Linked DNA regions of Homo sapiens: region 1 is linked to region 2. The links are chromatin loops, found by intact Hi-C in ENCODE. Cell type or tissue: natural killer cell. All regions are shown on one strand. Links, peaks and the distances in the headings refer to the core of each region. The heading gives the core; the rest is flanking DNA.

Region 1 (14,428 bases), core at 5,326-13,325, 83 kb after region 2:
CAGATGACCACTTACCTCTGAAGAGTTAGACAGAACTATTTGACAACTGCACTAGTGCAGACATATATATAAAATAATATATTCGCAGTGGCCTGGAAATCTACTATGATAACCCCATTTTCACTATCTTGTTGCTGTATAATTGCCATTAAAGCCCAGTAGAGCATTTAGCAGGAGTTAGTTGGAAAAGCAGAGAAAAGATAAGAGGTGAAATGAATTTATTTTAACCTGTGTAGAGTATAGATTTGACTATCAGCATTAAGGTGTTTACGAATGGGATCAGTAGACTTGCACATCTATAGCAGTTCTACCAACAGACTACCACCATCTTTTCAGGCTTAGTGAAAGGGTCATTGTGATGGAGAAAGAATACATGCTCTGCACACACCTTGAACAGACTCCAAGAATCTCACTCCCTTGCTTACTCCTTTTCCCCTAATTTTATCTGAAGCTGCTCTCACTATCTTATTTGCTCTCAGAAAAATAGTATTCTCCCGCACCTTTATCTCCTAAGAAGAAGTAAGAAATGCAGGCTCCTTTCTAGAGTTTTCTATGAAACTTTGCAAAAACCCTTTAACCAGTAGACATTTTCAATAGATTTTGAAAAAATTTCTAGAGGCAAACATGAAACATTTATGAATAAAATCTTTCATGGTAGTATCATTTGAAGTAGAAATTATATGTTTTTGCATTCATCCTGTGTAAGCATTGTTCCCAACATGGGTCCATATCCTCAGGGCCCAATTAAAAAAACCAAATTAGGATATAAACTTTCTAAACAGAGGACACAGCTGAAAATTGCATCTGGCACCAATCCTAACTTTTTGTTTGTCCAAAATTGTCCTTTGAGCTTAGGAATTTTTAAGACAGTCTAGGGAGTTTTCCTTTTTACATGCTTTATAAGCATATTATCCTTTCTGGGCAATCGATTCCAGATACAATCCAAATGCAGCTTTCTGATGTGAAACATTTTTGCCTGGATGAGTTCCTTGTTGGTAACTCTCACTGTGTCTCTAGTGACACTAGAGATCTCTAGCGTTCACCTGACTTGGCTGAATTGGTGGTGCCAGGCAGAGTCCCTGGCAGTAGAGCCACCTCAGATGAGCCTGGTAGCTGCACCTACCTCCCCTTCAACTAACAGCTGAAATCTGGTCATTAAATCTTTGTATACAAGATGATCACTAAAATATACTCTTGTATTTGTAATTACTTAAGATATTTTTATAATTCAGTATTGTATCTTTTTAAGGCTTTCATTTTGTCATTATTCACCTTTAGCTAAATTGATCATTTTGAAAGTACATTCTTGGGCCCCAGCATTGTCATAATTCATCTGCAAATGTTTCTCTATTGTATAAAACTCTGCTACAAAATGGGTAGCTTCGCAAACCCTAGCCTGAGGTGAAGACAGTCGGCCGCTGTTCATGTAAGCAGCTGTGTTAGCGAGTGACCTCTAGTTTCTAGAACTACTCAACAGTATGGGCAGAACCAGGGTACAAAGATTCTGACGCCAAGTGTCTGATAATGACCATGGTAAATGTGCCGCTTCTTCACCAGACTCTCCATGTCATGTCTGACCCGCTGTAGCTTTTCTTTAATCATTTCTTCAGTTTTTTGCTATTGTTGTCCTTTTTTCAGCAATATTTTATGCTGTAGTTAATTGTCTTCTCTCCTAAGAGAGTATTATTGGTTATCTTACCATCCTAAGCACAAACTGCTGAGAGGAAGAGGATGTCTTTTTATGTTTTCTTAAAAAAAAGTACAAATTTATAGCCATATCCAAACTCTATTTATATAAGTTTGCAAATTGAATTAAAAATTACTTTTAACTAGAGATTAGATAAGCTTCTTCTTTTGCTTCTGGATAACACATATGACTTATTTCCTCCTAATACTTTAAAAAAGACATTTCAGGAAATCATAACTACTTGTGACAACACCAAAGGATAGCTTGTTTTTATTTAATTATAATTAAAGCATTGGGTGTTCTTTTAGTCTCTTCAGCATTTTTCTTGCTTATATTGCCCTTGGGTCCACATGGATTCTTCCAGTACCTGGTGGATGGGCCCTGGAAGAACCATGACATGTAAATGCAGTTGCTGCTGCCTTTCCAACAGAGAAACATCTAGGTGGTGGCACACACAAAAAATACAGTTCTTAAGTTTAAGCCCATTGAATGCATCTAGTTGCAATAAATTTGTTTTTAGATACCTTTATAATTCTATTTATTAAATGCTGATACTATTCTCTAAATTTCTGCCTAGGTCTGTAACCAGTGATGAAGGATCCATGAATGCATTCACAGGAAGGGGGTCACCTGGTAGGGGTCAAAAGACTAAAGTCTGTACCACACCTTCATCTGGTCATGCTGCATCTGGGAAGGACTCAAGCAGCAGATTGGCTGTTACAGACCCCACTCGGCCTGGTGCCACCACCAAAATCACCACCACCTCCACCTACATTTCTGCCTCTACACTTAAAGTTAACAAGAAAACCAAAGGGCTCATTGATGGCCTTACTAAGTTTTTTACACCATCACCTGATGGTCGCAGATCACGAGGTGAAATTATAGACTTTTCAAAGCACTATCGTCCAAGGAAAAAGGTCTCTCAGAAACAGTCATGCACTTCTCATGTGTTGGCTACAGGTACCACACAAAAGCTAAAACCTCCACCTTCTTCACTTCCACCCCCAACCCCCATCTCCGGTCAGAGCCCCAGTTCACAAAAGTCCAGCACGGCCACTTCTTCTCCCTCTCCCCAGAGTTCTTCCAGCCAGTGCAGTGTGCCCTCCCTGAGCAGCCTTACCACTAACAGCCAGCTGAAGGCACTCTTTGATGGGCTTTCTCATATCTATACCACTCAGGGACAGTCTCGCAAAAAGGGACACCCGAGTTATGCACCACCCAAACGTATGCGTCGTAAAACTGAATTATCTTCCACGGCAAAATCTAAAGCCCACTTCTTTGGCAAAAGAGATATTAGAAGTCGGTTTATTTCTCACTCCTCCTCCTCTAGCTGGGGGATGGCTAGAGGAAGTATTTTTAAAGCAATTGCTCACTTCAAGCGAACAACTTTCCTTAAAAAGCACAGGATGCTAGGCAGATTAAAATATAAAGTGACCCCTCAGATGGGGACCCCCTCACCAGGGAAGGGGAGCTTGACAGACGGAAGGATTAAACCTGATCAGGATGATGGTAAGCAAAAGGTCAAAGCTCCAACCAAACCTGCGTCCCGTCCCTTTCTCCCCAACCCTGAAAAAAATCAACCAATCAATTCCTATTTGTCACATAGGTCTTAGCTATTTCTCTTGTTCTCACTTCACTTTCATACAGAAGCAGTGAAACTTTGACCTTTTTCTAATGCTGACTAAACCTCCAAAATGTTGTTTTTCCAACTAATACTCTCCCACCTTTTATTATTTATTTCCATTCGTAGTGACACTAGGACCCCCAGATGCCTTCATAGCATTGCTTATGGCTTTGTAGTCCCGCATGAGTAGCCACTGCCATGCTTCTGCCATGCTCTCCCCCATGTCACCTCTGCAGCCACAGCGCTGTTCAGTTGTGTGCTGTCAGTGCTTCCAACAGGGGGTGTTTCAGCTCTTCCCTCTGCTCCATTGCTTTCTCATGACAAAGTTCATCCTGCTTCCGTCTCAGCAAAGCCTGATCTGTGACTCTGTGATGTGTGCTTTTGGATGTGAGTGTGTCTGTGTGTGTATCCACCTTAGGGAGAAAACGGATTTCATAATTTCATTGAACAAATTGGCCCATTACATTTGCTACCCTTTATCAAACAAAAACCGAAACTGTGTCATTTGGACAAAGTGGTAGAATTTATTATCTCAAAAGTGATAATGGGAATGCTATAACTAGACATCGATAAAACTTCTAATCTTGGTTGAAAAATATGATTTCACTTTGTATTGCTCTTACTTTCCCTCATATATTTATTAAAGCTGTAAAAAGATGACAGTGATAAATTCAAATAAAAATTTGAGTATAGCAGGGAAAGGATACTGCTGGATCTATGAGCAGTGCTTAGATGTAAAAGCTTATTTATAAAGCTTTAAAAAAAATCCCTATTTGCCCAGTATGCTAATTTGGTGCCATTTTGGTAATATATGGTGGTTACTCATGATTCAAGTCAGTGAATACACTTTCTGCTGGTTTTAAATGACAGATACTGAAATAAAAATAAACATCAAACAAGAAAGTGCAGATGTAAATGTGATTGGAAACAAGGATGTCGTTACTGAAGAGGATTTGGATGTTTTTAAGCAGGCCCAGGAACTTTCTTGGGAGGTAAGGCGAGGATCCCACATTGTAGTAGCAAGTATAAGATGTGGCTTCTAACTATTAATATGGAATTACTGTGTTGATTTTATAGAGAATCCCTTTCAACATCCTTTGTGATTCTTTAGCCGTTATCATGCCCATTTCTACTGACTGTACATTCAAAAGCAATGACTTAGTAGAATTGTCGCCACTCTTAAAAGTAGGTATGGACTCAGCTGGTCTCACAAAATAAAACAGAGTAGCATTAGTTGAGGCAGATTTTGGAAAACATTTCTAGGTGTGAAGGAATAGATTTCTGATGAGTTTTGCCTAAATTTAGAAAATAACAATTTAAAATCATTAACAAAAAGAAGAACATCACTGTTAAATTCACCGATGTTTCTTCCAACACAGATGGCCAGCCATATGAAAAATGTCTCATATTTTTAGCTCTTCTGCATTGATGAAAACAATATTTTGTTTCACAATCAGTTGTAGTCAGTTTTATTTTTATTGTCCAGTAATTTCTTTAAGTGATTCCACTTTAATTCTGCTTAAGTTATTACCACCCAGATATTGACAGGTGAGGCTGTCAGACTTCTCAAAGACGAATCTAATATGAATTGTGAATTTGTTGTGTCAGTGACTACATTCGGTTTCTATGACCAGTGTGGTCAGGTAGACTCCCTACCCAACCCCACTTCCTGTTTTGTGGGGAAGGGGTTTTCTGTAGGCTCTTAACGCTTTATTTTTAGTAGCAGCCAGTTGGGCTAAATACTCCTGACAGTTTCTACCTTCAGAGCTATTGGGTATTTCCAACCCTCATTCTGCCCCGATCTATCAGGATGCCTTGTATCAGCTTTCCTTTGGCTAAGATAAATGTCAGATTTCCCCCAGTTATTAAGGTTGGAAGTCCTTGAACCAGCCCAGGTTGGAAATGGAGCAGGTCAAAACTCCTACGTTGATCAGTAGTGGGATTGTGCCCTTGAATGGCCACTTTACTCCAGCCTGGACAACACAGCAGGATGCCACCTCTTTTAAAAAAAGATTCGAAGTCCTTAAATATTATCTTTTTTTGGCCTACTTCTGACATTCATATGTAAACATGAACAGTAGGCCATTATCTGAAAGATACTGCTAATTCTAAAGTTTTTTCATTCCAACATGGTAAAACTGGCTTTTTTTATTCAAGAAATATTCTTGTTCTGTGTCAGGCACTGTACCAGACACCAGGGATACCACAGTGAATCTGGCAGGCAGAGTTCTTAACCTCGTGTGGCTTACTACATGGAAATAAGGGAAATAAGAGGAGACAAATGCTAAGCTGCAGATTTCACAATTGATTATTTAATTACAGTTGTGATAAATACTACTTCGTGGAGGAATAGGAAACTGTAAGCTTCTGTAATAAATAAGCCTGTGTAATAGCCACATCATTTATAATCACCTAATTTCTAATCTGTTACAACAGATTGTTAAATCCAGTTCTATCGACATTTGTATGTATTTATACCATACTTATTTCCTTTGCTATATTGTTTCTTAGGGTATTCGTTTGCTGTGAATCTTACACAAAGGTAATGTTAGGTTGGTGCAAAAGTAATTGTGGTTTTTGCCATTGAAAAAATTATAAAAACAGTAATTACTTTTGCACCAACCTATTTCATAAGGGTCTATAGTGTTTTAAGGCCATGCAAATTCACAATTAAGATTAGTGTTCTGATCTTGATAAGTTTTGATAGTCACTGGTGAAAGAACCAAAATGTAAGTGAAGTATATATATTATTATTTTCCTTTTCTTTCTATTTGACAGAAAATAGAGTGTGAGAGTGGGGTGGAAGACTGTGGCCGGTACCCTTCTGTGATTGAATTTGGTAAATATGAAATCCAAACCTGGTACTCCTCGCCTTACCCACAGGAATATGCAAGGTAATGGAATAAGTCTGGCAGGTGTATAACTTGAATGTCACATATGTGAGAAAGGAAAATTCTTGATTCTAAAGCAGGAATTAGGGATGATTTTAGGAAATAAATTTTGGTAGTCAATGCCAAGTGCTTCCCAAACTATTGCTTTTGCCAGCACCTTTTTATGGTATTCCTTGTTCTCGGTAAATTCCTTATGCTCCTTAGTTACATGGGCATTATAAATTTTGCCATTTAGCTTCTAGATTGTGCTTTCTTTCCTTGGTTAATTGGGGAAATGTTGGTTTTGTATGAAACCAAATTAAAAAAAAAAAAAGAAATTTGCCATGGTGAATTATTGGGTAGACTTTCTTCTCCAGTTGTCTTTTATATTTTTTAATTAGGCCTGTTACTTTTATCTCTGATTTCTGGCATTTTATTTTCAAGTTTTTAATAGAAATTTAGCAAAAGAAGGAAAAATGGGAGAAAGTAAGTGGGAATGGGTAGTCTTAAGAGACCCTTCCCCAAATTTTTACTTTAGAACATTTGTGACTTTGAAGAGAAGGCCAGGCCCGGTGACTCACTCCTGTAATCCCATCACTTTGGGAGGCCAAGGTGGGTGGATCACCTGAGGTTAGGTGTGCAAGACCAGCCTGGCCAACATGGCAAAACCCCATCTCTACTAAAAATACAAAAATTAGCCAGACGTGATAGGACATGCCTGTAATCCCAGCTACTCGGGAGGCTGAGGCAGGAGAATCACTGGAACCCAGGAGGTGGAGGTTGCAGTAAGCCGAGATTGCACTACTGCACTCCAGCTCAGGTGACAGACCAAGATCCCATCTCAAAAAATAAAAAATAAAAAGGAGAAAATAATGGTATCCAAGTTTTTGTTTGTCTTGAACTCAAGATTAGCCTGTGAACGAATATATCCCAAAATGGGTACATTGAGAATAGATGTCTTCCATAAAGTATGTCAGGGTACACTTTACTAGTATCTTCAAAAATTTTTTAGTCTGCAAAGTTTTCAGTATTTATAAACTTGATTTTCTTATAGAATAGATCTTATTTTTTTTCGTTAGCATGTGAGTGTCTGGCCAATCACGTAACTGGAGAAAATGCTAAGTGTTTTCTAAAAGTTAAGTGACAAAATAAGAGTCAAGAATTTTGGTTTCTCCTTCCTTATACCATTTGGTTGTGTGTTCTTGAACAATTTTAAAAGACTATGAGCTTTAATTTGCATAGGTAATGATAAGCCATGTGCTCTGAAAGATTTGAATAAAATTTGTACATAAGTGCAAGATTTGAAAGTAGTCTCACCTGTGTCTGCCTCTCTCTTGAAAACCTTTTTCCCCATTCTTATACTCCAAAGACCTTGCAAGTGCTTCTAAACATTTTCTTATAAATACCAGCCATGTTCATTAAGATATGGAAATAAAAAATGTTCTGATTTTTAAGGTGGAGAAAAAGTCAGCAGGGAAGAGAGGTGTTTGTCTTTTACTCAAAGTAACAGTGGAATTGGTAGAAAACAAATTAGGTCTTTTGATTTTCAGCCGTGCTATTTACTGCATTTAGACCATATATAAATCTCTGATAATAACTTTAAAGTTACCTCTTCCAGAGGTGGAAATGGTAACAACTAAGTTTGAGGACTTTTCAGCCTCATATGTATGCAGATTGTTTAAAATAATAAATTCACTTCTGAGTAAGATATTATATCTATACCACTAACCATATATAATTGGAAATAAGATAGTAAATGTGAATTTTGAAAAATATGCTTGGTCCCTTGACAGGATGATATCCTTATTAAGTTGATTTTTTAGGGTGGTGGTTCCACATCTGTAAAGCTTTCTTTATATAGGATATTTTTAAGGAAACAAATTATTTGTTCACAAAGTAAAGGGAGCACATATTATGGATTATATTAAAAAATAATGTATGGTTGTTTTTACATTCTGTCTTTACTATTGGCTGGCTTTCTTTCTTTCTTTCTTCCTTCCTTCCTTCCTTCCTTCCTTCCTTCCTTTCTTCCTTTCTTTCCTTTCTTTCCTTTCTTTCCTTTCTTTCTTTATTTTTTTGACGGTGTCTCACTCTGTTGCCCAGGCTGGAGCGCAGTGGTGCAATCTCGATTCACTGCAACCTCCGCCTCATGGGCTTAAGCGATCTTCCTGCCTCAGCCTCCCAAATAGCTGGGACCACAGGCATGTGCCACCACGCCCAGCTAATTTTTGCATTTTTAGTAGTGATGAGGTTTCACCATGTTGGCCAGGCTGGTCTCAAACTCCTGATCTCAGGTGATCTGCCTGCCTTAGCCTCCCAAAGTGCTGGAATTACAGGTGTGAGCCACTGCACCCAGCCTCCAATGTTATTATACAGCCTTTTTATGATGTAGAGAAAATTGAACAATATTTAATCTTCCCCCCAACAGTATAATCTATCTGATAGATTCTATGATTTTTAAACTTTAACAGATTACCAAAGCTTTACCTGTGTGAATTCTGTCTTAAATATATGAAAAGTAAAAATATTTTGCTAAGACACTCCAAGAAGTGTGGATGGTTTCATCCTCCAGCAAATGAAATTTACCGAAGGAAAGACCTTTCAGTATTTGAGGTAAGCGCGTGTAAATAAAAAAATTCAGCTTTTTGAAATCTAGTACTCCTAATTGTTGACTATGTGCTGATTTGTGTTTAGAAGGTACAAAGTATACTTAATTTTGGCACTGAAATTCAGACTGCCCTTTAAAACATCTCCATGTTTTGGAATGTTTATCTAACCATATTAAGCAACCATTTAGACTGATGAAGAATCCCTACTTCATCACATTAACATTTTTGTCTTCCCCAAAATCCCTGTCTACACTAGATATATTCACCATGAATTTATGATCTCCTCAGCTCTTTGTAAATTCTACTTTCTTTGGCAGGAGAAATGAGCTTTGTTCAGCAGCTCCAGCCAATGTCTGGCAGGTGCTCACTCTTCCAGGGAATTGAGCAGCTGTACATATCTCCTCAATACACAACCACCTGTGTTTCCATCCACTTCTTGGCAGTGTGGATAATCCTTTTGGTGAGACCCTAGCAGATGTTGGGACTCCCTCCCATCTGGGTAGATGGCCACCCCTGAAGAACTCTGCTGTTCACAGGAACCCCTTGTGGCCATATGTCTGTCATTGTGGGTTTCTTGAAGACATTTTGTATTTCCAGAATTGATTTCGTAGCAGGCCTTTGCCTCTATATAGTTGCATTGTTTAATTATGTATCTGTTGTCAGTTTCAGGGATTCCGTTAAGCTGAGTCAGTTTCACCTTGAGGAGACCATGCCTTTCTCACAGGTTACTGTCTGTCTGCAGGGCTTTTCACGTTTCTCCTTTATGCTCTTCCCTCCACTTGCACACTTCTGTTGTCTGCTGCATTTTCTCCTCTGTGACCCATTGTGGTGTGCATTGGTGCTCATTCCTAGGTGCTTGAAACAAGCCTACCTTGTACAGCAAACGTGATGTCCTCTTTCTCTGGAATATAGTTTCACTTCTGGATTTTCTTTTTCTGAATTGTTCAGGCTGAAACTTATTATTCTGCCTTACAGTTCTCTTTATTTCTGGCCTGCAGTGTCTTGCCATCCTATTAAATAAAGGGAAGGTTGTAGGTTTCTCACATGGACCAGGCTCCTTCTCAGACAGGTCTGGGCCCACTAGTTTTTCCCCAAGACTGATCAGAGAACATGGGAAACTCCAGTTGTGTCTTATGATTTTTTTAAAGCTTTCTCTTTTTCTATCAGCTCTTTCGGTAAGCTTGGAGGAAGAAGGGTATTGTTGCTGGGAAGATTAGGTGATATATTAGTTCTTACTAAAAGCTAGGCACTTTTGACATTTCAAGCTGGTTAGTTCTTTGTTGTAGGGGCTATGCTATACAGCGTAGGATGTTTAGCAGCATCTCTGGCCTCTGCTAATTGGATGCCAGTAGCACCACCACCCCTTCCAGTTGTGCCAACCAAAAATGTCTCCAGACGTAGCCAAACATCCCCTGGGGGCGCAGAATCACCCCCAGTAAGAACCAGTGGGCTAGAAGGAAGGCTGAATGCACGTTGCCTGACCTTCCTGTTGGTATGCTATCCTGCCAGCCCCAGCCAGCTGAGGTGACAGAGCTGCTCACAGTTGAAGCTTAGCTAATGTCACAAGTTCAGCTTTCCTATTGGCTCCTTCCTTGATGCCTTAGATCTTTTCTTCCAACCAAAACATTGTTTCTCAAAGCTCAAAACACATTGTTGGCCTTAAGTAATTATTTCATAAATCAGCATGAGTCAGCACTGGGATTGAAGCTCTCATAAATCCATGGAACGTCTTCTCATGGGCAAGGGAATCAGTCTTGTTAGGATGGTAAGAATGGGCTGTTCTTTCAGGGCAGGTGCTTTTGGACCATCCAGAGATGAGAGGGGAGACATCAGAAGCATGTATGTAAAATTCACTTATACGAATAAGGAGTTGGATTTGATAAGTACCGAGGTCCCTATTCTAGAATCTGAGTTAATAGAGTATAACATTTGGGCAACTTTTCTCCTAGCAGTTTCTTACAAAACTTATAAAATAAAGGAGGAATAATCACACATTACGATTTTCTGGCCTTCCCTTTCTTTATTCCTCTTACACTTTTCACAACCAATCAGAATTTTCTTCAGCACTGTCATCTCTGTATTTTTCTGGTTCACAGTTATGTATATCTCCATCTTTCCTTTTTGTAATATACTACCATTTCCAAAAGGGCCATACTCTCAAATACATGTAAACTTCCTTTAATTAAAGGGAGAATTGTATCCTCTGTGCCCATTGCCCATATTTGATTGTGTTGCTATGTATGGGACCTAGGTTCCATCCGAGGGAAATAGTTATATGAAATCTAAAAATAATTTGTGCAAGATGAGAACCCGTATGGTCCACAGGAGACCTGAGAATGGTCAAGTTCATTGTTTCAGAGCTCTGGTTAGCAAATATCCATTTCCCTTAAGAAAAGTGCTAGGGAAATTCTTCTTGAATCTGCTGTGTTTTCTATTTTCAAAGAGTAACTACATTTGATCAAAGAAATTGGCATCTGTGCCTAGCCTCCTGTCTATAGCCATCAGTATCACAGCTTGATTCTTTTATTTTGAAGAGAAGTAGACTGTAATCATAGTGCTTATTGTAGGTTGAAATTCATATCACTTTCTCTGTAAGTATTCCCAACATAGATATTTTATCTTTTCCAATTATATTTAAGATGATGCTTGGGATAAAACCAAAATGGAAACCTCTTTGCTAATCCACACTTCTGAGGAATCAGAATAATACAGTTCATTTATTTTAGTTTTATGTGAAACCCTTTTGAAACAACATAAAGTTTAACTTACTTGAGAAGTATTTTGATCTGTTTATATTTCCTTAATACAGATTTATTCGGTTCAGATAGAGAGGACATGCCTGATCATTTTTAGCTCAGAATAAATTACAAGTAAAAATTACTCCTTTACTAGTGGTTTGGCCCTTCTTTGGTAGCTTAAAGAGAAATTTTAACTACCTTAAATGTACCCTAATTTAAGAGAAAATGTGGAATTCTGATTTGCCAGTGACAGCTGTTTTCTGGTTAAAGCTGTACTTGCTTAATAGAGTGTTTTAATCTCTCAGTTTAGGATTTGGAAATAAAATGATGTACTTTCTGAAATACCATATAGAAGAAACAATTTTATATGGTGCAGTATTTTTATGTTAAATAATGTTGTCTGTTTCTTTTTGCTAGGTTGATGGGAATATGAGCAAAATTTATTGCCAAAACCTTTGCTTGTTAGCCAAGCTCTTCCTGGACCACAAAACGTTGTATTATGATGTCGAGCCATTCCTTTTTTATGTCCTTACAAAAAATGATGAAAAGGGCTGTCATCTGGTTGGATACTTCTCTAAGGTAAAACAAGAGCCAGCATGACCTTCATTTTCTTTTTCAAAATGTTTTTGGTAGAGCCCAATTCTTTGAACAGGGCTTTTTCATTACTATAATTTGAATAAGTGACATGTGTTTTTGAAAAGCTCAGGTTCTTGTTCAGAGCTCATTTTAAAAGATGAAAACAAAAAACATGGTGCCTAGTAAGTGTGTAAAGGACCTCAGCACTGTGTGCCGCCTTGATGACACTCTAATTGCTGCCTTGTGGACCACTTAGCGTCTTTGATTTTCTCAGTGTTTAGCTTATTTCCGTTTTCCCTTTAAGTGGTGTCAACATGAAGGTTTCAGTTTAGTGTAGCATTTAAGAGAGAATTCTCCTTTCTCCTTGTTGCCTTCCCTCTGTGGTCAACAGTATCTCAGTGAGTTAGGACGCTGGCATTTGGACAGTCAAGCTGATAAAATGACTGGTTTTACACTTTTGTCTCTTATTCTCTGTGCTATGGTTTTAAGTTCTAAAGCAATCTCACCTTTAGAAAGCCTAAGTATCAGCCGGGCTCAGTGGCTTACGCGTGTAATCCCAGGACTTTGGGAGGCCGGGGTGGGCGGATCATGAGGTCGAGAGATAGAGACCATCCTGGCCAACATGGTGAAACCCCATCTCTACTAAAAATGCAAGAAATTAGCTGGGCCTGGTGGTGCACGCCTGTAGTCCCAGCTACTTGGGAGGCTGAGGCAGGAGAATTGCTTGAACCTGGGAGGTGGAGGTTGCAGTGAGCCGAGATCGCGCCACTGCACTCCAGCCTGGCAACAGAGGGAGACTCCATCTCAAAAACAAAACAAAACAAAACAAAACAAGAACAAAGAAAGCCTAAGTATCTCTGGCTGTTAGAGTGGGGAAAACAATCGACATATTGAGGGGACGGATATAGCTTGTCCTTTTTACTGGTTCAGAGCAGTTCACTCACATTCTTCTGCTCAAAGGCTTCTAAGAAACAATAACTCCTTTGCAATAAAGGAAAACTGAGTTTGGAGATGTTTACCAGGTAATGACCTTAACTTTTCTGAGGTACCTAGGAAATAGTTAAATGTACCAGGATGGTACATAAATAGAGACAATAATTATGAGACTTTTAGATAGAAGGTCCAAACTCTCTTATTTATGATATTTTTTTATATTAGGTGATACATGAATTTTAATGAATCTGCTCTTGCACAATGTAAATGGGATGCTTTATAGAAGTGCCATTTTAATGAAGTTTCAAAAGATAGAATATATGTGAAGGTACTTGCAAACTATAGCTATCCTAAATTTAAGAATCAACCCAAAGATCATAAACAAAAATAAGTAACAGCATTCATGGAAAACTGTCTCAGTGTTTTAATCCACATATTTGGTAAAGCTTTAAAATGAAAAAGAAGAAAGTTAATTTGCACATTACAAATTCAAAAGATGATAGAGAATTAACACTGAATAAAACAATAAATAGGAAATCTATATGATTAATAAATAAAACACCTTACCTTTTATGTAGGTTTGTCAAGATCATTCTTCTCCAGAAACTTAAAAAGAATAGTGGTTGCGTCCTTGCTGTTAGAAAATGGTGTTTCTTTCATTGTCTGTGGATTTAAACATAGGCTTAACGGTGCCCACCTTCCTCGTGCTGCACTGACCATCCCACTCCTGGGTCTTGTGTTGGCTGCTGAGTAGCAGCCATGTGTAGAGTTGGTGGTGATTCTTGAAGTTTGAATTTCTGCCTCTCTTCCTGCCAGGGTACCCAAAATTTTACTCAGAACTAGCTCAACTTTTCTCATAGTTTCTTCTATAGCATGGCAGCAGCTGCTGTTATTTCCTACTATTCTGGAATACTAATATGCCTTGGCAGTATAGTGAAACAAAAATTAATCTAAAAAATAAGCATGTTAAAAGACTAGATGAGGCCGGGTGCGGTGGCTCACGCCTGTAATCCCAGCACTTTGGGAGGCCGAGGTGGGCAGATCATGAGGTCAAGAGATCGAGAGACCATCCTGGCCAACATGGTGAAACCCCGTCTGTACTAAGAATACAAAAATTAGCTGGGCATTGTGGCACCCTGTAATCCCAGCTACTCTGGAGGCCGAGACAGGAGAATCCCTTGAACCCAGGAGGCGGAGGTTGCAGTGAGCTGAGATTGCACCACTGCACTCCAGCCTGGCAACAGCAAGACTCCATCTCAAAAAAAAAAAGACTAGATGAAACTAAACCATATTCTCATGTGTCAGCTGGAATCTAGAGGACTCTGGCCCTTTGGGGCTATTCTTGAACCACATTCTAGAGGTTATTAGAACTACAGTTCAAGGATAGCCAG
Region 2 (17,369 bases), core at 5,498-13,497:
TGCAAAATCCCGTCCGTACTAATAATATAAAAAATTAGCCGGGCCACTGCACTCCAGCCTGAGTGACAGAGCAAGACTCCGTCTCAAAACAAACAAACAAACAAACAAAAATACACACAGGAGAATGTGAGGAGCTGAGTAGTACAGTTTTCTCGGAGTACACGTCTATTAAAGGGAAGCAGTAGGAAGTAAAATAGAAAAAGGTAGGCTAGGGCCGGACCATGAAGAGCTGAGAATGCCAAGTTTAGAAATTTGACCTTGAGTCAGTGAACTCATGTTTTACATTTAATCTTTTGGTTACCAATTTTTTTTTGTACCATCATTGGTTTGATTTTTAAAATACAGTCACTTTGTTTTCTAAGGATTTTATGATATATGTTCAAATCTTGAGTTAAAGGTAAATAGAACACAGTTTGGGTTTTTTTTTGGCATATAAATGGTTGAATTTCAAAATTATATTTGTGTTACAAACTTTGTTTTTACTCTCTGCCTTCCAGCATTTGCAAATAACCATTTCTCTTTCAAAGGAAATTCTAGTATGTATTCCCATTCAATAAAAGCAAAGAGCTGAGCTCTATATGAATAAGAGGTAAAATTGAACATGAAAATTACTGAGCAAGATTAGTGGGGGATGAAATGGATGAACATTGGGGAAAGCTGTGATCCTTGTTACCTTTGCTATAGTGCAATTTGGAATGGCTTCTTTATTCCTGGCAATTCCTGACAGCATTTCTTTTAAACCTGGCCACCTTTCCATTGCCAGCTCGACCTTGATGTTAGCTGGTGCTGCTACTGCAAGGGCTGCCTTTGGCAGGAAGCCTTCAGTCAACTTTCTGGGCTCTGGTTTTGGCTCTGCACATGCCTTGCTGAGAAGACCTTAAGAATCTGAAATGTGGAGGGTCATTTTGGGGTAGGGAAATGTGGTGGCAACTCTTGAGTTTTCTGCCACGATGTAACTTAACAGATCCTCTTGTTTTTCCTTAAATGGTACAAGGGTTTGCACCGAAATGGTAATTCATCTGTGTCTGTGATGCTTTAAAAAATAACAGTTTCACTAATGTGTCACAACATGTATTATTTATCATTTTAGTAAATGGATATTTTAACAAGCAACAATTTGCAAATTTAAGCATGGCAGTTAACATGATCTGACATTAAAAAATTAAATAATCTCCTGCCATCTTTGTTATCAGCCTTGCATTAAGGATTTTAGCCCTTCTGGGAGCTTTTATTTTTTTGTTGACTCTGACTGATGATGGCAGATTGTGGTAGTGATCAGAGCTATGCTTTTATAAATTATTTTTTAGTTGGAACAATATTGGCATGTAACGTGGACTGGCAGAATTAACATTGTTTATCATTACCAGTGTTGTTTTGACAGATATTCTCAGTTCTTTAAGGAAGCAGATAGGGAATGTCTGTAATGGACATCTGCTGTCCACTATAGGTTGCCCAATAATGAGTCCTGGTAGGTTCTACCTTCTGCTGTGGAAGCCAGCAGAGTTCAAATGGGCATTTTCTGTTCTTGCCTCCTAGGAACTGCAGGGGTGGACATGCTTCTTAGGCTTAGCCTGTTGACTGCTTCCACCTGGAGTTTGAATCTGAACAGTGTTAGAAAATGCAGGGACAGGCTGAGTGTGGTGGCTCACGCCTGTAATCCCAGCACTTTGGGAGGACAAGGAAGGAGGATCACTTGAGCCCAGGAGTTCGAGACCAGCCTGGGCAAAAAAGCAAGACCCAGTCTCTACACAAAGTAAACAAATTAGCCAGGCATGGTGGTGTGCACCTGTAGTCCCAGCTACTTGGGAGGCTGTGGTGGGAAGATCCTTTGAGCCTAGAAGTTTGGGGTTGCAATGAGCTATATTTGCCCCACTGCACTGCAGCCTGGGGGACAAAGAGAGACCCTGTCTCCTATAAAGGCAGCGACAGTTAGTAGTGGCACTAGAGTTACTAAAATTATCAAGATTTTCTTCCTGGATAGTCCTGGTTGCACACATCAGTGTTACTATAGGTGGACTTAGCCTTTACTTTTGTACATTTCGCACTGATACCTCTAACCACCTTTTGTGCACATAGCAGCTATTATACCCCCCATAGCATAACCAACCTGTGTAAGAGAAGAGTATAAGTCAGTTGCTTGCAAGGAACTCTTAGGGGTAGGGAGCTCTTGCCTGGGGGAGGTGGGGGTTTCTCCTCTTTCTGTCCTCCCCTAGTCATTAGAGAAAGGCCTCAAGAGAATAACTCAGAGATTACGGTTGAATTCAAGAGGGTAGATTGACATCTCATTGAGCTGCACAGAGGTACCAGCCAGGTGCTGCTGTGGGATTAGAATGGACTCCTGAGAAAGCGTTCTTGAGTGAGTGTGGTGTGGCTTTCCTGGAGTTTGGGGATGTCTGTGAATACAGAGGCAAGTATCTTCCTCTCATCTGAAAGCCCCCCATGTGGCTGGAGCTGCCCCTGGGGACAGTGTATGGAGAGAGGACAGCAAAAACGCTTGACATTTCCTGTGGGCCTGGTGGTCTACATGGAGGACAGCTGGCCTGAGTCTTTTTGAAAGACTTGTCCTGCCTGCGAAGGCTGCCTGCCAGGGCTAGGCCCGCAGCAGAAAGAGGTTGTGGGTGAACCACAGAGGCAGGAGCTGAGAGGAGACTGAGAGCTGAGTCAAAGGGCACCCGTTGCCTGCATCAGGCAGCATGGAGGTCCCAGCAAAGGGGTCTCACTAGAGAGAGCTGGCATGTGGACTCCTGCAAATGGTGGAAGATATTTTACAGGCTGCAGGACTGGACCACAGAAAAGTGGGCAGACCTTTCCCTTTCCTCACACTTGCCGCCTTTCATTCCTTGGACCCCTCTCTTTTTCCTCACTGCTGTTCTTAGGGGAAAAGCTTGACATTGGATAAAATGAATTTGGATTTAGACTAAATAGACTTTTTAATAACTGAAAGTTTGGCTTTATTTAAGATAATATTTTCTTTTTAAAACACTGTCTAGAAATCAGTGGGTTTTTTTTTTTGTTTTTTGTTTTTTTTTAAAGACAGAGTTTCGTTCTTGTTGCCTAGGCTGGAGTGTGATGACGCAATCTCAGCTCACTGCAACCTCCATCTCTGGGGTTCAAGCGATTCTCCTGGCTCAGCCTCCCGAGTAGCTGGGATTACAGGCATGCACCACCACGCCCAGCTAATTTTTGTATTTTTAATAGAGATGGGGTTTCACCATATTGGCCAGGCTAGTCTTGAACTCCCGATCTCAGGTGATCTGCCCACCTCAGCCTCCCAAAGTGCTGGGATTATAGGCATGAGCCACCACGCCCAGCCAAAATTAGTGGTTTTAATGTTACTAAATCCTGAAATAGCTTTCCATGATGACAAAATCAATCAACAATCTCAACCCCAGTAGACTGGAGTGGATTTTAGAATTTAGCACACTTTCCCTTATTTATACTCTGCAGGTTTCAAGCATACAACTTGCCAGCAATTACTGTGTTGGCTGAGAAATTTGAAATTTTACTAGCTTGAACACTAAATTTGTTGATGTAACATACAGCTAATAATAAAGGTCACGTCCCCATATTGGCATGAGGGACCCCTTATGAATTAGCCTGAAACTTTGCAGCCTTTAATCATATTTTTCTCTCTTTTTTCCCTTGAGACGGAGTCTCCCTCTGTCGCCCAGGCTGGAGTGCAATGGCACGATCTCGGCTCGCTGCAACTTCGCTTGCCGGGTTCAAGCCATTCTCCTGCCTCAGCCTCCCAAGTAGCTGGAACTATAGGCATGAGCCACCACGCCCAGCTAATTTTCGTACTTTTAGTAGAGACGGGGTTTCACCATGTTCACCAGGCTGGTCTCGAACTCCTGACCTCAAGTGATCCACCCACCTCGGCCTCCCCAAGTGCTAGGATTATAGGCATGAGCCACCGTGCTCGGCCATGTTGTTATTTTTGGTTTGTTTGTTGATTATGGTTTAAAAAAACCACATAACATTAAATTTACCATCTTTGCCATTTTTAAGTGTGTAGTATGGTAGTGTTAACTGTATGCAACAGTTAGTGCAACAGATCTTTAGAGTTTTTTTATCTTGTAAAACCGAAACTCTGTACCCAGGAAGCAATTCCTGATTCCCTGCTTCTGCCAGCCTCTACCAACCACCATTCTACTTTTTGTTGCTAAGAGTTTGATTACTTTCGATAACTCACATCAGTGGAATAATGCAGTATTTGTTTTTTTCTTACTGGTTTATTTCACTTAGCTTAATGTCCTCAAGGTTCATCCATGTTGTAGCATGTGACAAGATTTCCTTCTTTTTAAGGATGAATAATATTCCATTGTATGGATAGACCACATTTGCTTTATCTAGTTGTCTGTTGGTGAACATTTAGGGTACTTCTACCTTTCGGCTCCTGTGAACACTACTGCAGTGAACATGGGTAAGCAAAAATCTCTTTGAGATCCTTTTGGCTATATACCCAGAAGGGGATTGCTGGATCATCATTCTGTTTTTAATTCTTTGAGGAGCCGCCAAACTGTTCTTTATAGCAGCTACGCCATTTTACATTCCCACCAGCAGTGCACAGAGATTACCATTGCTTCATATCCTTATCAACACTTGGTTTTTTTTTTTTTGCCATTTTAATGGGTCTGAGGTGATATTTCATTATGGTTTTGATTTGCATTTCTCTAATGATTAGTGATGTTGAACATCTTTTTATATGCTTCTTGCCCATTTGTATATCTTCTTTGGAGAAATGTCTTTTGAAGTGCTTTGCCCATTTTTTAATTGCATTAGTTTGTTGTTTTTTTGATTTGTAGGAGTTATTTATATATTCCGGGTATTAATGCCTTATCAGATATTTGGTTGAAAATATTTTCTCCCATTCATAAGTTGCCTTTTCACTTTGCCCTTTAATCATATTATTATTATTATTATTATTATGGTTAAAACATTAATTGTGTAATACTGAAAAGTTTAGGAAATAATATGACAGATTTTGATCAGGTCTTAAATATCTTCCCAATAGGCCCTATGAGTAAGGCATAAAAAGCTTGAATTAATTCCATAGTTTCACCAAAACGCTCTTCTTCTTAATCTTATTCCTTATTTTTTTGAGGCAGAGTCTTTCTGGCCCAGGCAGCCTGGAGTGCAGTGGTGCAATCTCAGCTCACTACAACCTTCACTTCCCGGGTTCAAGCGATTCTCGTGCCCCAGCCACCTGCGTAGCTGGGACTACAGGTGTGAGCTACCATGCCTAGCTAATTTTTGTATTTTTAATAAAGATGAAGTTTCACCGTGTTGGCCAGGCTGGTCTCGAACTCTTGGGATTCGAGTGCTGGGATTATAGGCATGAGCCACCATGCCTGGCCCTTAATCTTGTTCCTATCAATCTTTCCAGCTTTACCTTCCCCAGCATGACTTCCTCTTATCCCCTTCCTATGTCCAAAGATTCCCTAAAAATATTCTAGCTCTGTACCATTCCACACACTGCTTTTTTGTTGTTGTTGTTGTTGTTGTTTTTTTTTGCCTGAAATATGGGATATGTACCTTTCCCTCTTGTTTAACCTTGTTTTTCAGACTCCTTCTTTTTCTTTTCCTTTAAAGACTCAGCCCAGATGTGAAAATGTTCCAGTCAGCCAGTCAGCTGCTTTTCTCTCCTATAGCCTCTTAGGTACAGCCCAGGTTAGCACACTTGTCTGAAAGTATTGTGAGGACTTTTATAAACCCCCTCTCTCCAGGACCATATGCTGCTAGATCACCTAGCTTAGCTTTGCCTTTTTATTCCTCTTTGTCATGGGCCTACCATAATATCTAGTCCATAATATTTGTGTACTTTAGTTTTTTATTTATTTATTTATTTTTGAGATGGTGGTCTTACTCCATCACCCAGGCTGGAGTACAGTGGCACGGGATCTCGGCTCACTGCAACCCCCGCCTCCTGGGTTCAAGCTATTCTCCTGCCTTAGCCTCTGAGTAGCCGGGACTACAGGACACGCCACCACGCCCAGCTAATTTTTGTATTTTTAGTAGAGATGGGGTTTCACTATTTTGGCCAGGCTGGTCTCAAACTCCTGACCTCAAGTGATCCACCTGCCTTGGCCTCCCAAAGTGCTGGGATTACAGGCATGAGCCACAACACCCGGCCTATTTGTGTACTTTAAACGATTATGGGTAGAAAGAAAGAGCAAATGCCTTTTTAGAAATAAGATAACAGAACTTTTTACCAATTGTGCTTCCAAATATGCTTTCTCTTCTAATTTTATCTGCTAAGATTTTGGCAGCTAATTGTAGATTTTATGAACTTACATTGGGTTGCCTTTGTCTTCTGTTATAAAAGCAATAATTAGAGGAAATGATCCTTTTGAGAGGTTGTTTAATGAATTCTGCTTGTTTTAAATGTGCTGCTTTAAATCTTATTTCACGTAAACTGTACTAATGCCCAAATTATCTCACCCTAGATCAGCATTGAACCAAAGTATTATGATGATTAATTTCCTTCTGTTAAATCCCTTATAGTCTTTTCTTTGGTGTGTGTGTGGGGTCAACAATCAAAGAAAGAATTTATTGACTTTACATTTAATATGGTTTACTCTACTTGATTATATTGTTCAAGTGTGAATTTGTGTATGGTATAAGATTATGCCATACTGGGATTCTATTTTCTGTTAAACAAATAGCTTTGTGTTTTATTAACTGCCAGTGTTTAAATTTAATGGTTTAAGATTTCAGAGAGCCCTTTTTGTAAGTATTTGAAAGTTTTTATTATAATCCTGAGCCTAACCTTCTTCTGGTTTCACTGCATCCTTCTCCAGCCTTGAAACAAGCCCTGGCACAGACGCAAATCCTGGCGTGCACCACCTCTTCCTCTCCCCCGCTCCCCACTCTAACATGACAAGAAGTGTCTGTCCCAGAAGTAATCTGATTGTGCACCTAGAGTACCTGTTTTCTGCCTGGGGAAGAATGCACACTGCTGGACCTAGAGCGGTGGCAAAAGTGCCCTCTCCACTGTGGGGGCCACAGTGGTAGGCACAACCCTTATCCCTCAGCCCCATTAGTTAATTAAGTCATTTTACCTGCATTAAACTTTACGGGCAGAGAAAATTCAGTAAGTCACCACTACCAGGTGACTTTCTTTTTTATGTTACCCCCTAGCAAGGCATGTAGTTTGCATCCTACAGAATATAAAAGATGGGGCCAGCATCTATTCTGTGTCTTAGCAGTGAACTTCATCCAATAGATACTTGATTTTTAAATACTTTCACCTTGTGTCATGATTAAATCACTAAACAGGAAGTTTCAGCTTTTCTTTAAAGAAGTACATCCTATTAAAAATTTAAATGTCTTCATAACTGCTTACGCTCAGTAAATGAACACTAGGAATCTATAAACAGGAATCTATGGCTCTAAAAATTGAAATTTTGGGGGCTGTTTCATTCTTTAGAACTTGAAAACGCCATAGGCAATTAGCTATAATTCATTTGCAGATTATTTTTGCCATGTTAAATTAGGAATTTTAGCCATAGCAAGCATAACAGACAAGCACACTTTTAAATTATTTTGTTCAGCAAAACACCATAGGCCCTTATATGTGTTTGCTGGAATTTTTCTTTGTCAACAATAAATCTATATGTTTCTTTAGTTAAAAAAAAAACAGCAACAAAGTGTTTATTGTAGAATGTTTACTTTTTAAACAAACGTGAAAGGCATTGGTACAAAAAGGGAAAAGCACCTAGGATTTGGATCCTCAGTGGGTCCAGGAGTACAGCTTCCTTGTTCTGCAGTTACTGGAGGCAGTGTGGTGAGGGGAAGGATGTGGGCTTTGGACTGAGCTGCTGCTTCTACCTGTGCTATGACTTTGCACAAGTTAGGAGTAGCCTTTTTGAGCTTTGTTTTCTCCTTAGAAGATGACTAAGATCATGTTTGCACATAGCACATGACACAAACTCATGATACTGGTTTTGTTTTTTCTAACATTGTCTCAGTGGGTCTTCACTGCCTTCTTTCTACAATTTTTTTTTTTTAAGGGAATAGGGTCTTACTCTGTTGCTCAAGGCTGGAGCGCAGTGGCTGATCATTGCTCACCATAGCCTCAAATTCCTATTCACTGCCCTCTTATATAGTGGATAATGTGGGCGTTAGTCTCATGCAGTTAAGAGAACAGGTTCAAAAGAAGTTTTGAACTGTCTGTTTTATTTTCACAAGGCCAGTCAGTGACAGAGAAAGAACTTCCACTTGGGTGTCCTGGCTCTGTGTCCCATGGTTTTCCTACTGAAATACTATTACTGTGCTATAGCAGAAGAAAGAAGGCTAAGACAGTTCTGTGCTTACAGTCACCTTCAGTTTCAAATGTAATCATATCCTGGGGGAGGGGAAATGAAACTTTGAGTTTCATCTCCCAAATCATTCCTTTATTTAGAATCAACCGGCTGGGCACGGTGGCTCATTCCTGTAATCCTAGCACTCTGGGAGGCTGAGGTGGGTGGATCACTTGAGGTCAGGAGTTCAAAACCAGCCTGGCCAACATGGTGAAACCCCCGTCTGTACTAAAAATACAAAAAAAAAAAAAAATAGCCGAGCATGGTGGCAGGCACCTGTAATCTCAGCTACTTGGGAGGCTGAGGCAAGAAAGTTGCTTGAACCCAAGAGGCGGAGGTTGCAGTGAGCTGAGATTGCGCCACTGCACTCCAGCCTGGGTGACAGAGCAGTACTCCATCTCAAAAAAAAAAAATAGTATCAATGAATTCAAAGAAATAAAATGTTTTTCATGTACTCATGGAAACAACTATTTCTAAAATTCTAAATGAATTATTATTATTATTATTATTATTATTATTATTATTATTATTTGAGACGGAGTTTCTTTCTTGTCAGTCAGGCTAGAATGCAATGGCGCGATCTCGGCTCATGCAACTTCTGCCTCTTGGGTTCAAGGGATTCTCCTGCCTCACCCTCCCCAGTAGCTGGGATTACAGGCGCCTGCCACCATGCCTGGCTAATTTTGTATATTTTTAGTAGAGATGGGGTTTCACCACGTTGGCCAGGCTGGTCTCGAACTCCTGACCTCTGGTGATCCACCCACCTTAGCCTGTCAAAGTGCTGGGATTACAGGCATGAGCCACCGCGCCCGACCTCTAAATGAATTTTTAAAACTCCAGCATCTCACAAATGGTTCTTGAATAATTTTTCCTTAGCCTGCAGTGTTTAAGTTGGGTTTTGAAGGTTTTGTTACTCAATAGTCACCCTTTTTTGGGTGTAAGTTTGTCCTCTACTCCTGAGTAAGTAAGTGACCTTAGGGCAGTATTACCATGAAACAGATCTCACAAATAACATTGATACCAACATCATTATTTTTGGTCAAATGTTAAATAGTTAAAATTTGTCATCCTAGTCTATATTGAACTAATTTGAAATACCTTATATTTAAGCAAACTTTATTGTTTTTAACATAGCAAAACAATTAATAAAACTTTAAATCAATTACACATGAAACAGTAAGAAAGCAGTGCAAGATTAAAATCTCTAGGTAAGTGTTCTATAGTGTATAAGTAAGTTCTGTAGAACTTCAGAAAAAAGAGAGGTCAGTAGGATTCTTAGAGCAAAGTGTGATTTTATCTGTACTTTGGGTCAGAATAACTTTTCTGATTTTTTTTATTACTAACATACCTAAACACAGATAATGTTAACATTAATTAAGTGACCTTAGGGCAGTATCACAATGAAACATCTCACAAGTAACATTGATACTAACACAATTATTTTTAGTCAAATGTTAAATATTTAAAATTTGTCATCCTTGTCTATATTGAACTAATTTAAAATATCTTATTGAAATATATTATTAATTAATTCATATCAGACTTAGCTAGAGACACCTAATGTTCAAAACAGAAAGTAGAGGTGGATTGGGCCCAGTTGGCTCCAGTTGCTCAGAGGATGTGGTCAGTGCTGTTTTTGTACATCTTGAGCTCTGCTCACTCTGTCTGCGAGTAGGTTTTGCGTTTTGCTTGTTGGCTGTCTTGTTGGGGGTGGGAAAATGGCTGCCCATACCTTCTGCCAGGTGGGCAACCCCAAAGACTTTTCTTTTCCAGCGCACGTGTAGGAGCAGCCTGTTGGAGGCATGTGCCCATGCTTTAGACTGTCACCCAGGTCATGAGGACTGTGGTTTGAAGAGTGTGCTCACTCAACTGGCTAGGGGGTGAGGGCACTGTGTTTGACAACTGTCAAGGACTAGCGAGGTTCCCAGATGAAAGGGGGTGATATACCAGAAGAAGAGGCATGGGTGGGAAATGTGCATAGCAGTCCCAGCCAATAGCTATCACTGCCTACCACATAGTGCTACAAAACAGCGTAAGAATTATTCATTGAGTGCAAATGTTGGGGGAGTGGGGGTTAAACAGAGACCTATTCTAAGTGATTCTTGACTGTTTGTCCAGGTGTCATTCCTTGTTATAGGAGTTTTAAAAGCAGAAAATTCTCAACTGCTCATTCACCTAATACTCCATGAAAGTATATATTCTTGAGTGTCCTAAGTGTGTGTCCTTTGAAATGTTTATATATATAAAAGATATTTTAAGTATAAAATCTTAAATATCTTTTACACTTAAAATATCTTTTATATTTTATATTTGTGCTTTTATAAGTTAAAAAATGTGATCACCATGACCCTCTACTTGGATGTGACAACCCTCCATTTTATAAAATAATTACCGTTGAATCAAAATTTTTGCTCAACGTATGCTATCCAGTTACCTGTCAAAGCCAACTGAATGAATGATGAAAAGGTTCAGATCAAAAGCAACTGGCTTAACTTCACGGAGGTTTTCATGCTTTAATTTAAAATGTGTCTATGTCTAACTGATTATCTCTCACATTTTATAAAGAAATATTGACGTTCTGTAAAGTATGTAGTGACCTCACTTCTGGCTGTGTGGGCAGGTTTCACTGCAGGCCTCTGAAGCATTGATATTCCTGTAACCTTTGAGGCAAGATGTGTGTGTAGTGTATTAATGAGCTGATTGAAGTGATGTACAGTAATTTCATCCTTGGGTAAAAACAGATGTGAAAGATTCTGTTTTAATATTTAATCAGCCTCCAAGCCTCTGTTGGCTTGTTTAAGTTGACCTGACAGCATTATACCTGGAAACACTTTGAATTAAACTCTGAGTGCTTGACCTTGTTCAAACAGTTGTAATTTAATAAGGCTGCTGTCTTGGTGGAGATAGTGTCGCTAATAGGCAAATCCTCTTCTGACTGGGATTGTTCTGTTTGTGAGTGCTGGGGTTGGAGAGATTCAGAGATTCTCATCAGTTTGTGGGGAGGAACTGGGATTTGAAGAAGTAAAAACAAATCTAAATTAAGAAAGTGTCTTTTAGAAGATCTTTAAAAACTTTTATTTTAATTTTTAGACATATAGAAGTAATGTTTTTAATGTCATTTTGATTAGGCTCATTTTGGTTGAAAGGAATGGAAAATCATTTGTTAAAAAGAGAGCTGGAAACTTGTCAGAAATCAAAGAAGTGCTAGGAGGACTGCATACTCACTCTGGCTCTCCTTGTCCTCCTGTCCACCCATCCCTCCACCCACCCATCCGTCCCTGCTTTTCTCTGTCTCTGTCTTGGGCGTCCTCTGCACGATAGCCTGTCTGCTCTCTCCTTTCTTCTGTTGGCTCCCTCAATCTCTGTTTCGTGTACTTCTCTCTAGCCCATAGCTCCTCTTTACTAATCATTTCTGTTCTCTCATGCCATCAGTTTGCAGGGGCTCTTGGTAGTTTCAGCTCTCTTGTATCCTTTCAGCTCTAAGTCTTGCTGTCAACAAGTTTGTTTCCTTGTTCACGTTCCAGTTAGCTGGGTCTGAATGGCTCTCCTGATCTTTTTTGTGCCATATCCAAATTGCCCATGCTTTCCAAAGCAGGGGGAGCTGTGGACAAGACAGTTTTTGGCTTGAAGGAAAGATTAGTTGGGGCAAATACCATGATTTGCCCAATATAAATGCGTGTAGATATATATTTTCTGGTTCTAAGAGTACCATATGCTTACTGGGGAAAAATGAGAAAATTTAAAAAACTAATAAAAATACAGTTAAAATCTCCTGTAAACCGACTATTCAAATAGCTAAACTACTTTGGTGTATTTCCTCTGATTTTTTTTGCTTGTTTATACATAAACATAATATACACAGTAAACATCCCAAAATTTTAGAATCATAGTGGTAACATTTTAAAGATCTTCATATCTACTTGTTACCAGTGGCATCTGTAGGAATACTCTGGCTGTCAGGCCTACGTTAAAAACTGTGGTAATTTGGTGTGAATCTTTTATTAATTCTTTCCTTTTGACTAATATTAAGTGTGGCATCATTAATCATGTTATATTATCTTCACTTTGGCTTGCATTACTTATCAACTCCTTTGAGAAGAGTTAATATTATTTTCATATTTCACAGTACTTGACATATTGTCTCATACTTAGTAGATGTTCAGTATTTGGTCTATAGTTTCTGCTTAATTTTTATGAAACTTGATTTCTGTGAGTGGGCAAAATACATTCATAAGGTTCCAGCTCAGAAGAAGGAAAAAGTAACAATGTATAGCACTAAGAATATTGGAAAACAACGGGGAAATATGCTAATTGCTTTTAAACGAACAGGGATTTTGGCAGTATTGTGGTATATGAAGGGTCTCCTGTAGGAAGCTGACTGGCTCTTCTCTTTTAGGAGCCCTCCCAGGGTGGCATTCATTACCTTGTCGGATTGCCATGGTCCAGTGTGGGTAGCAGAATCCTGAGAGACCCCCAGTGACCCTGCCCTTTGTATTATATCTTCCCCTTTGAGTATAGGTGGAACCTATGCATGTTTGAGATATCACCCATGATTCTACTACCTTGCTTGGCAGAGGGAGACTATCCAGGTGGGCTGATCTAATCACACAAGCCCCTTAGAAACCATATTCTCCAGCAGGTGGGAAGAAAGAGTGATCTGAAGCATGAATAGGATTTGATGTTGACTGCGAAGATGAAAGGGACCATGTGCCAAGCAATGTGGGTAGCTTCTAGAAACTGAGCATGGTCCCCAGCTGGCAGCCAGCAAAGAAACAGGGACCTCAGTCCTACAACCGCTAGGAACCGAATTATTCTAACAACCTAAACGAGCTTGGAGGTGAATTTTTCCTAAGAGCTCATGGATAAGAGCAGAGTCTGGCTGACACCTTGATTTTGGCTCTGTGAGACCCTAAGCAGAGAACCCAGCTGAGCCTGACTGGATTTCTGACCCACTCAGCTGTGAGCTCATGAATGGGTGTTGTTTTAAGCCACTGTTTGTGGCAGTAAGACTAATATAGTCCAGGGTCTGGCTAATTCTTAGCTTTGTCAGATTTTAACTTGATTTTCTGTGGATATCAAGGGTGGAGCTGTCTCTCAGGGGTAGACTTACAGGAGCCTAGCTGAAGAAACTGGTGTATGGAATCAGGAGGCCAGCATATTTATTTGTTTATTTACCTGAAAAGTAAATGTTCCAGGGACTGAGATACTCCATGTGGATGGTCAGTACATTATCTCCCTTAAGGCAGACCTGTGTAGGAGGCCAGGTGTGTATTAGTGAGCATGGCATCCAAACCATGAGTTAGATGAGCACAGTTTCCATGGCATCAAACACCTGTCTCACAACAAGGATGGCCTTCTCTATGTCTGGACAATGTTTAGATGGGTACTGCCAGCTTCTCTGGAGACTCACTGTATTAGTTTTCAATTACAGTGTAACACATAACCACAAGTTAGCAGCTTAAAACAATGAAAGTATATTATCTCACAGTTTCTATGAGTCCAGGCACAGGTAACTGGGTCCCCTGCTCAAGGACTCACCAGGCTGAAATCAAAATGTCAGCAGGGATGTGGTCTCATAAGCTCACTGGTTGTTGGTGGAATTCAGTGCCTTATGGTTGTAAGACTGAGGTCCTCTTCTCCCAGAGGCTGCCCTGCCACATGGCCCTCTCTACAATGTAGCATTTTGCTTCTTCAAGGTCAGCTGGAAAATCTCCCACACACTTTTGGTCTTTACAATCTCTGACCCCCTTTAAAAGCCTAGCCCTGTGTATGCTCATAGGGAGAGATTGTACAGGGGCCCAAATCTTGAGGGCATTGTAAAATTCTGCTCCCACACTTGCTTTCCCCTCAGCATCCCTTGATGACTGGCCAGCTTTCTGTTTGACACCTCCTTTCTTTAGCTGTGTTAATATATCCAGTCTTTGGGAGTCCAGGCTTGGTTGGATATTTCACATCTCTGAAGTGACTACATAGTTCTTCTCACATTCAGTATGTATTGATTTTTAAAATTTAAATTTGTGAACTTAATCACACCTTTATTTCTGTGATCCTCCCCCCTTTAGTAACTGGGGAATGGGATGAGGAGGAATTTCTTCATCTTAGTTTCAGAAGTCTTCACAGCAGTGGCCTCTATTTGTAGTTTGATGGTCTAAGGAGTTTAGATTGTTAGAGAACTTCTACCTTCACTAGAATTTTGAAGACGTAACTTAAAATTACACTTACTAGATGTAGAAACTGGGGAGACAAAATGAGTTATTTGCACAGTTAAATTATTAGCTAGTGAAGAAGGGTTTTTATTTCTTATTTATATCCTGCCTTCTCTCAATATGATGATGTCCAGTAAAAGGCATAGATAGTCTAAAAGTGAAGCAATTAAAAATTTTTCTATTATGGGAATTTGACAGTACAAAAAAACACAGATGTCCTTGCCCATTAAAGTGAACACCAAGGAGTCCAAAATATTTTCATGAGGTAGTTTTTTGCCATTGCCTGTCAGTTGTGAGAGATCATTGCCTCAGGCCACAGCGACTAGGTGTGTGGCAGAGTTAACCTGCCTGCTCTCTAGGGAAACCGTCAAGAAATGGGCAATAAATTAATAAGTAGAAAGTGTTCTCTGAGCTCCAGGCAGTTGTTGATTGACTGATGGAAAAGGTAGGCGGTAGGCTAATAGACGATGACATCCAAATTCAGCTGTTGCCTCTCAGCTGAACCCAACCCTGGGCTTCTGCTGCCTTTTGCTCCTTTTCCCTGAGTGGTGGTGGCCTGCAGGTTAAACAGGTGGGCTTGGGAATTGGGCTGCCTAGGGTAAATCCTCATTCCCCCATTTAACTCAGTCTGCCAGACTCTGTTTTCTTGTCTGTAAAATGAGGGTTAAAAGAGAGTCTCTGTAAAGCATTTAATACGTTGTTGGGCACTAGCGGTGGATTAAGGAGAAGAGGGCTGTGATGGGAGCTGTCAGCCCCAGCAGGCAGGAGTTAGAATTGTCTGGAATTGCCGGTGTAGGGTGATAATAAAAAGCAAACTGACTCTTGGTCGGTTTATTACTATTTTTAAATTCCCTACTGACAAGGCCCTCCCTATTGCCTGCACTCTGAGTGGACCACTCCTTCCATCCATGCCTTGCAATGCCACTGTCTTGCACATAAGGGCTCAAAAGTGTATGCTGTTGTTGCCCTTCTCACATTTCGGCTGAGGTGTATATTTTCATTAAAGAGGATTATGTAGAAAAATTGGTTTAATAAAAATGATGAGACTTTTTAATATGGTTTGTACACCATTAAGAGTGAAATATGGCAAAATCTGGTCTGAAAAATAGGAAAAAATATAGCAATAACTGATTAATAGAAAACCATAGGATTGGCTGGGCACAGTATCTCACACCTGAAATCCCAGCACTTTGGGAGGCCGAGGCAGGTGGATCACCTGAGGTCAGGAGTTCGAGACCAGCCTGACCAACATGGTAAAACCCCGTCTCCACTAAAAATACAAAAACTAGCTGGACGTGGTGGTGCACTCCTGTAATCCCAGCTACTCAGGAGGCTGAGGCAGGATAATTGCTTGAACTCAGGAGGCAAAGGTTGTGGTGAGCCAAGATCGTGCCACTGCACTCCAGCCTGGGTGATAGGGACTCCACCTCAAAAAAAAAATCTTTTTTTTCCCTTTTTATATTTTTGTCTGGATCCTAAATATTGGGACATTTGAAAGATGTGCATATTTAGTTTAAGCAAATTCTGGTGGATTTGGTTGGTTCTCTCTGTAGTAAGAGTAGAGAAGAATGGTAGATGTGAAAAGAATATATTCTGAAAAGAATATGGGATAAGAGAAAATCAAGAAGGCAAGAAAATAATCATTTCCACCCTTTTATCTACTTTGAAATCACCACTTTTCTTACTTTGGTCTTCTGTTTCCTCTATAAACTATGCTTAAGAGACCAGAGTGAGCAGACTTCTTCGTGAAAACCTGAGCTTGGGAGTTGGGATGGTTTACAGTCTTGGCTTCAGTCCACTTTTCTGACTTAACACCCAGACCCCTTTCCGGCTAAATTTATTGTCTCCTGTTCCTGCTGGGCCTTTCTGGAGCGTCCGCCTCTGGAGTGCCCTCTGCTCTTGAGGTCCCAAACTGCCCATCCCACACCTACCTGGTCACAGCTTTGCAGTTTAAGTCCCCACATGCCAGTGACTGCTTCCTTTCTGGACCCCTTTACTGCATTTCAGCAGTGCTGTCAATCCTTCCTTTAAATTTATGTCACTGGTTTGTAGGGCTCATTCTTCCAGCCTGCAGACGTCAGTTGAGATTCCACTGTGATCAAAGCAGGATATTTAAGTTCTGCAGCGGGTGGGCTGCAAGTGGTAGAAATAGTTATTTTCTTGCCTTCCTGAATTTCTCTTGTTCCATTCTCTTTTCAGGATACATTCCTTTCACTACAGAGAGTTGTCTGCTCTCACTACAAACAGAACCAGCCAAACCCACCACGATTTGCTTAGACATAATGGGCAAGAACTTTCAGAACATTTGGAACTTTTCAGAACATTGGGTGGTCTTAGAGACTAGCCAGTACAGAAATCTCTTGAGAGGGTGTTACTGTGTTCCTTCTGGACACCTCCAGTTTCTGATTTGGCTGTCCTGTTTGTCAGCAGTACATCCTTCATATTGAGCCCAAAACCTCCATTCATTCTGGTGTTCTTCAGTGCAGTCACACTGCTTCGTGATGGCTTTTCTTCAGTGCAGTCATTTGCTTCATGTGACTTTTCTTTTTTCTTTTTCTTTTTCTTTTTCTTTTTTTCTGAGGCAGAGTTTCACTGTTGTTGCCCAGGCTGGAGTGCAATGGCATGGTCTCGGCTCACTGCAACCTCCTCTGCCTCCTGGGTTCAAGCAATTCTCCTACCTCAGCTTCCCAAGTAGCTGGGATTACAAGTGCCCACCACTATGCCCGCCTAATTTTTGTATTTTTAGTAGAGACAGGGTTTCACAATGTTGGCCAGGCTGGTCTCAAACTCTTGACCTCAGGTGATGCATCTGTCTTGGCCTCCCAAAGTGCTGGGATTACAGGCGTGAGCCACTGCACCC

The links. Hi-C counts contacts between places; a loop is a spot of excess contacts. Peaks named below come from ENCODE experiments on the same cell type or tissue, not always from the same donor. Only the 100,000 strongest peaks of a DNase experiment are listed, where the experiment ranks them.
Region 1: it touches region 2 in a loop (4-fold over the local background); 2 of 110 quality-filtered maps call a loop at or near these places.

What each region holds. Positions count from the first base shown.
Region 1 is chr10:74,973,135-74,987,562 of GRCh38, forward strand. It overlaps KAT6B (lysine acetyltransferase 6B), which reads left to right. Exons shown (of 18, transcript NM_012330.4): 8 at 2,265-3,196; 9 at 4,182-4,303; 10 at 6,090-6,205; 11 at 8,653-8,794; 12 at 11,946-12,107. Among named protein-coding and RNA genes, the nearest start is that of SNORD172, 41 kb to the right of the region's middle. RefSeq lists an enhancer at 9,420-9,469. In natural killer cell, for the core only: no CTCF peak of the experiment used is centred there; no DNase peak of the experiment used is centred there; H3K27ac peaks cover 312 bases.
Region 2 is chr10:74,890,457-74,907,825 of GRCh38, forward strand. The region is part of intron 3 of KAT6B (lysine acetyltransferase 6B); the gene reads left to right. Among named protein-coding and RNA genes, the nearest start is that of KAT6B, 73 kb to the left of the region's middle. RefSeq lists a silencer at 16,861-17,061. In natural killer cell, for the core only: no CTCF peak of the experiment used is centred there; DNase peaks (open chromatin) are centred at 7,805 and 9,945; H3K27ac peaks cover 1,438 bases.